Linked DNA regions of Homo sapiens: region 2 is linked to region 1. A link is a contact called in ENCODE Hi-C or POLR2A ChIA-PET data. All regions are on one chromosome and are shown on one strand. Each heading gives the region's core, a stretch centred on a gene start or an enhancer-like site at or near the end of the contact. The rest is flanking DNA. Distances are from core to core; before and after follow the strand shown. Region 1 overlaps CAPN12 (calpain 12). Region 2 overlaps MED29 (mediator complex subunit 29).

The links. Hi-C counts contacts between places; a loop is a spot of excess contacts on that map. ChIA-PET counts read pairs that join two places held with the same protein, here RNA polymerase II (POLR2A). Pooled maps may share reads with other maps.
Region 2: POLR2A ChIA-PET joins it to region 1 with 14 read pairs in BJ. The contact joins two enhancer-like sites. A Hi-C loop is called at or near these places in 2 of 50 pooled maps. POLR2A ChIA-PET finds 5 or more read pairs at or near these places in 3 of 52 experiments (BJ, H1 and Panc1).

Annotation. Positions count from the first base shown.
Region 1 is chr19:38,731,364-38,734,205 of GRCh38, reverse strand. It overlaps CAPN12 (calpain 12), which reads left to right. Exons shown (of 21, transcript NM_144691.4): 17 at 2-64; 18 at 425-503. ACTN4 (actinin alpha 4) reads right to left here. Exons shown (of 21, transcript NM_004924.6): 21 at 2,617-2,842. Among named protein-coding and RNA genes, the nearest start is that of CAPN12, 12 kb to the left of the region's middle. RefSeq lists an enhancer at 9-58. Within about 2 kb of position 1,250, at least 25 of the 41 ENCODE cell types and tissues checked have a DNase peak (open chromatin) inside an H3K27ac peak, as active enhancers do; they include Panc1, where a contact is called at or near this core.
Region 2 is chr19:39,396,345-39,399,221 of GRCh38, reverse strand. It overlaps MED29 (mediator complex subunit 29), which reads right to left. Exons shown (of 4, transcript NM_017592.4): 4 at 1-1,765. The coding sequence ends at 1,523. Among named protein-coding and RNA genes, the nearest start is that of MED29, 6.4 kb to the right of the region's middle. RefSeq lists an enhancer at 852-901. Within about 2 kb of position 1,386, at least 37 of the 41 ENCODE cell types and tissues checked have a DNase peak (open chromatin) inside an H3K27ac peak, as active enhancers do; they include Panc1, where a contact is called at or near this core.

The DNA.
Region 1 (2,842 bases), core at 1-2,500:
GCATGGGCAAAGCCTGGCCTTACACCACTTCCAGCAGCTCTGGGGCTACCTCCTGGAGTGGCAGGTGAGGTGGGAGACTGGGCCTCTTCCCAGAAAGAGAGAAACCTTTACTAACAGAGACATAGGCACCCTGTGGGCTATCAGGTCCCCAGGGAACGAGGGGGTACTGGACTAGGCTGACTTGGAGAGATCTGGCTGGGATATCCCTGCCCCCACCCAGCCTCAGCTTGTCCTCTGGGTCATTGCTCTTATTCCCATTTTACAGATTGGGAAACAGAAGTCCCAAGTGGCTAGGCTGCTTGCTGGGGGTCCACACCAGAAGAAAGGGAGTTGGGATGGGCACCAGGCTGTCTTGCCTGGGAGGCCCCATTGGCAGCCCTCTTCAGGGCATGGAGGGCAGCCCTGACTCATCCTTCCTGCCCAGGCCATATTTAACAAGTTCGATGAGGACACCTCTGGAACCATGAACTCCTACGAGCTGAGGCTGGCACTGAATGCAGCAGGTGTGGACAGGGTCCTGGGGTGGTCGTGGGGACAGGACCTGTTCTCTCCCATCCCATTGTCTCCAAGTCCCCCTGCTCAGCTGTGGCCGTCTGCACTGTGGCCATCCACAGGCCCACACCTTAGCTTGTTGCCAGTCCCTGGCAGGGGTTGGGTGACCCTGAAAGAGGCCAAATAAGGAAGGAGAAGGGCAAGGGGCGTGTGTGGGGTGGGGAGGACATGAAAGGGGGATGTGCCTGGTAGGGGTTCTGGGGCAGGGAGAGGCCCCTCCAGGAAGGGGAAGATTAGGAGCTGGTATCTGAGAGGGTCTGGCCCCCAGGGCAGCATGGTAGAATGTTCTGGATTCTGGTGCACCGGGGTTGGAATCCTCACTCTACTGACTCCAGGAGGGGCCCTGGGCACTTGACTTCATCTCTTTGAGCCTCCATTTTCCTCTCTAAAATGGCCAGGGCCTGGTGTGGTGGCTCACACCTATGGTCCCAGCTACTCAGGAGGCTGAGGCTTGAGGATGGCTTGAGCCCGGGAGGCTGAGGCTGCAGTGAGCCGTGATTGTGCCTGGGTGACAGAGCAAGAGCCTGCCTCTCAAAAAAAAAAAAAAAAAGCTAGTACACAGGGTGGTGAGGAGTCGTCCATGCACTGCAGGGCATAGCACTTAGTGATTGGAGAATGCAGCTTTCATTACCAAAAGCCCCAAAGAGAGCCGGCCAATGGCCTCTGCTACTAGGCTGAGTTCCTCCTGATGAGCTGGAACAAGCCCAGCACAACATCCTAACCAAGAAAGAGAGCCAGAGAGAAAGGCTTTCCATGGGCTCCAAGGCAGATGAGACAGTACAGCACTGTGACCCTCATGTGGAGGGGATTTGGAGAGTGGGCTGGGGTCAGAACTTGGAGTTCCCAGATCCCCAACCCCACTCTGGGGCCTGTCTGCCACCACACAGCAGATGGAGCCACAGGGAGATGGGGGCTGGGGTGACTGTGATGGAGTCGGAGAGCCAGAGGGAGAGGGTTTGGGTGTGGCTGTGAGTGTGAGACCCAGAGAAGGTGGTCAAGTGTCCAAAAGAGCCAGCCGGGCGTGGTGGCTCACGCCTGTAATGCCAGCACTTTGGGAGGCTAAGGCAGGCAGATTGCCAGATTGCTTGAGCCTAGGAGTTCAAGACCAGCCTGGGCAACATGGCGGAACCCCCGTCTCTACTAAAACTACAAAAATTAGCCAGGCGTGGTGGTGCGTGCCTGTAATCCCAGCTACTTGGGAGGCTGAGACAGGAGAATCTCTTGAACCCGGGAGGTGGAGGTTGCAGTGAGCCAAGATCATGCCATTGTACTCCAGCCTGGGCAACAGAGCGAGACTCCGTCTCAAAAAAGAAAAAAGAAAAAGCCCAAGTCAAAGGGGGAGAAATGGGGTCAGAGACAGCCAAGGATTGGGAGACGTGGGGCAGAGAGGGAGAGGCTGGGCCGGAGATAGACAGGAGTGGAGGTGAGGGAGCAAGGACTCACAGCAGGTGGCAGGTGGCAGGCTTGTGTTCACGCATCTGGCACCAGTGAGTGCCTGTTACATGCCAGGAGTTATTCCAGGAAGAAGGAAACTGATAAAGTGCCCTTGAGAATTTCTCAAACGGGAACTCCTGCAGTGGCAGCTGAGGGGCTCCAGCGCCTTCTCGGGTCCTTCCACCCCATCTGGCTGGGTTTCCCCATAGCCCTGGGCATGGCAGCCTCCACCCCTATGCCCGAGGGCAGATGAATGCCAGAGGGAGTGACCTGGGGCAGGTCACACGGGCAGGAAGAGGCTGCAGGCCACCTGCCCTCCTGTTAAAACAGCACCTGGCACTGGGCACAGCATGAAATGGCACTTACTTGGTAGATATTTGTGAAGAGAATGAACACACAGAATGGGGGTGAAGATGGGCTTTGGAAGCAGCAGAAGCCCATGAAACGGTACTTGGAACTGGGTTTGTCTGGCCGTGTGGGAGACAAAGGTCATCAGGCACAACCTTGCATCTCAGAAGGGGTCAAGAACCCATTGTTTTGGGTTTTTAAAAGCCTCCAATGAGACTCCACAGCAGACATGGTTTCTCAGCTTTAGAAATCGCCTCTGAGGTAGACTGTAAGGAAACTGACTCCATATGGGATTGACTATATTTTTTGCTGCACAGAAATATCCTCCAGTGCCCACTGGCAAGGAGAAAGCCCCACAGGATTTAAGGAGTAACAGTACCCACACATCGAGTCACGTGTCAGACGCTGTCCTGAGCGTTCTGTCTTCACACACCCTATGGGGTCGGGGCTGTCTTAGTCCGTTTGATGGATGAGGAAACAGGCCCAGAGGATTGAAGGGATCAGCCTG
Region 2 (2,877 bases), core at 137-2,636, 660 kb before region 1:
GGCTACAGTCCCAGTTATTCAAACACTCATCTAGCTGTCGCCATGGAAGTGTTTTGTAGATGTGATTAAAGTCCATAATCAGTTGACTTTAGATAAGGGAGATTATCCTACAAAATCGGGGGATTGGGTAAAAAACTGATTCAATTAGATAAATGGGCAAAACTGAGGCTCCCCTGAAGGAGAAATTCCTCCTAGGGACAGCGCTTCAGCCTTCCTTCTTGCCCTACATGCTCGGGCACTTCAAGGAAGAATAAGGGGAGGAATTTCCTGGGACACACAGCTGGCCATTTCCCAGTTTTCCAGTGTGGGGACTTGGGCTCAGCGTGAATCACAGAGGTATCCATGGTCCTAGGGTTTCCTTGCAGACGTGGGGTCCAGGACAGGAGGCCATGGAGTGCGAATGTGGGAACCATGGCACAGAAGATACTGGGTGGGGCAGTTCTCCAACCAGGCTGAGTCACTTGAGGCTTTCACACCCCAACATCTGAGCCTGGGCTGGTAGCTCCGCCCTGCACTTGCTCAGGCCTGAAGGCTGAGGCTGAGCTTCCTGAAGCTTCCAGGGAAGCAGGGAGTCTGAGGGGGCACTCCCTCCTTGAAGCCCCCTCCCCAGTGCCTGCTTCCCGGAGCTGGGGCTCAGGCGCCTGGGTTCTTCCCCAGGACTGATGATTCACCCCGGCTGGGGCCTTTTCACTTCTCCTTTGGGGCTAAAAATACTGGGACCCAGGCATCCAGCTGGGCCAGCCTTGCCACAAATTGCACAACGCCCCTCACTCAAGTTCCGCTGACGCAGGCTTGGGTGGGGGCCTGAGTTGCTCCCTGCTCAGACCTGTGGAGCTCAGAGCCTGGGCCCCTCCACTGCTCCTCTCCTAGGCCAAGGACCCTGGGGTCTGGGCTGACATGCGAGCCGCTGGGGGACTCTGGGCTTGGCTGTGGCCCCTGGAAATGAAGTCCCTTCCCTTAGCCCCAGATAACCCAGGGGTGCTGGCCCCCTGCATAGACACAGAGTCCCAGTTAGGAGCTGGGGATAGAAGACAGCTAAAGGGGACTAAGAGAGAGAGGTCAGAGTGAGAGAAATAGGACCATGGGGAGAAACACATTAACAGGAACAGAGAAACAAGGGAAAAAGAGACAGGATGAGAGAGACACAACTGTAATAGAGACACAGAGGAGTGGCACACAGAGACCACCTCCCAGCTGGAGACAGTCAGGAAGGACTGAGGGAGAGGGGACAGCCAGGGCTCCACACCCAGGCAAGAATGGGGGAGGGCCTGTGGAACAGAGAAGTCATCAACACACACAGTTCAAAGTCTACCCTAGGCTAGGAGGGGGAGCAGGAAGAAGGGGCAGGGACGCAGGGGCCCGGCCTGCGAGCTCCCTGTTGGCCTCTGCTGCCCCCTGCTGGCTCCCGCTGCGGTGCTCAGGCAGGAAGAGAGGAGGCTGCTGTGTTTAGGCCCAGGACGCTCTTCATTCCCTTTGCACACCACCCACCAACCACTGCCTGCCCCACTCCCTGTCCCCCACTTCACAGAGTGCCCCCAGGGCCAGCAGGTGGTGCGGGTGTCTTGCCCGTGACCTTGTTGGCACAGTCCAGCAGGGCGGTGTGAATGTCCTTGGCACAGGAAATCTGGGCTTTGATGACCGCCAGGTACTGTGGGTAGGGGAGGCTGTCAGGCTGCACTGCGTCGGGCTTGGTGGCTGTGGGCACCAACGTTGGAGAGTGCTTGGCACTGTCACAACTCTGTGACAGGCACTCATGCGCCAGGCGCTGTGGACAGGCAGGCAAGGGGACAGCATCAGCTCCACCCGAGGTCATTCTACCCCACCCCAAGGGCCAGCTGGGGGTTGTCGGCTTGGCCTCTGGATTTCCCAGGTCTTAGAGTCAGAGGTTGGCCCTGCCAGTCATTTGCTGGGGAACCTGGGGGCATGGCGGCTACTCTTCTCTGAGCCTCAGTTTCCTCCTTTGGAAAACGGGTTTAATAACCACCTCTTCCTACCTCATAAGGTGAGAACAGTGAGAGCAGGTGTATGAGACACAGGCACGGGTCCTGGCACACTGTTTAAAGTGCCAAGAACTGTTAGCTACTATCATTGTTACTGCCCTGGCTCCAGGCCTGGTGTTGGCAGTGGCATCTCACCCCTGGTTTTCTGCCTGCTTCTCTGGCTGCTCTAGGTACTACTTTCTTTTTTTTTTTTGAGATGGAGTTTCGGTTTTGTTGCCCAGGCTGGAGTGCAATGGCACGATCTCAGCTCACTGCAACCTCCGCCTCCCAGGTTCAAGTGATTCTCCTGCCTCAGCCTCCCGAGTAGCTGGGATTACAGGCACCCGCCACCACACCCGGCTAATTTTTTTTTTATTTTTAGTAGAGACAAGGTTTCACCACATTGGCCATGCTGGTCTCAAACTCATGACCTCAGGTGACCGACCCGCCTCAGCCTCCCAAAGTGCTGGAATTACAGGCATGAGCCACCGCGCCCAGGCTTTTTTTTTTTTCTTTTGAGGTGGAATCTCGCTCTGTTGCCCAGGCTGGAGTGCAGTAGCACGATCTTGGCTCACTGCAACCTCTGCCTCCTGGGTTCAAGTGATTCTTCTGCCTCAGCCTCCAGAGGAGCTGGCACTTCAGGTGCATGCCACCAAGCCTGGCTAATTTTTGTATTTTTAGTAGAGACGGGATTTCACCATATTGGCCAGGCTGGTCTCGAACTCCTAACCTCGTGATCTACCCGCCTTGGCATCCCAAAGTGTTGGGATTACAGGCATGAGCCACTTGTGCCCGGCCCCTTTTTTTTTGGAGACAGTCTCGCTCTGTTACCCAGGCTGGAGTGCAGTGGCGCCATCTTGGTTCACTGCAACCTCCACCTCCCGGGTTCAAGAGATTC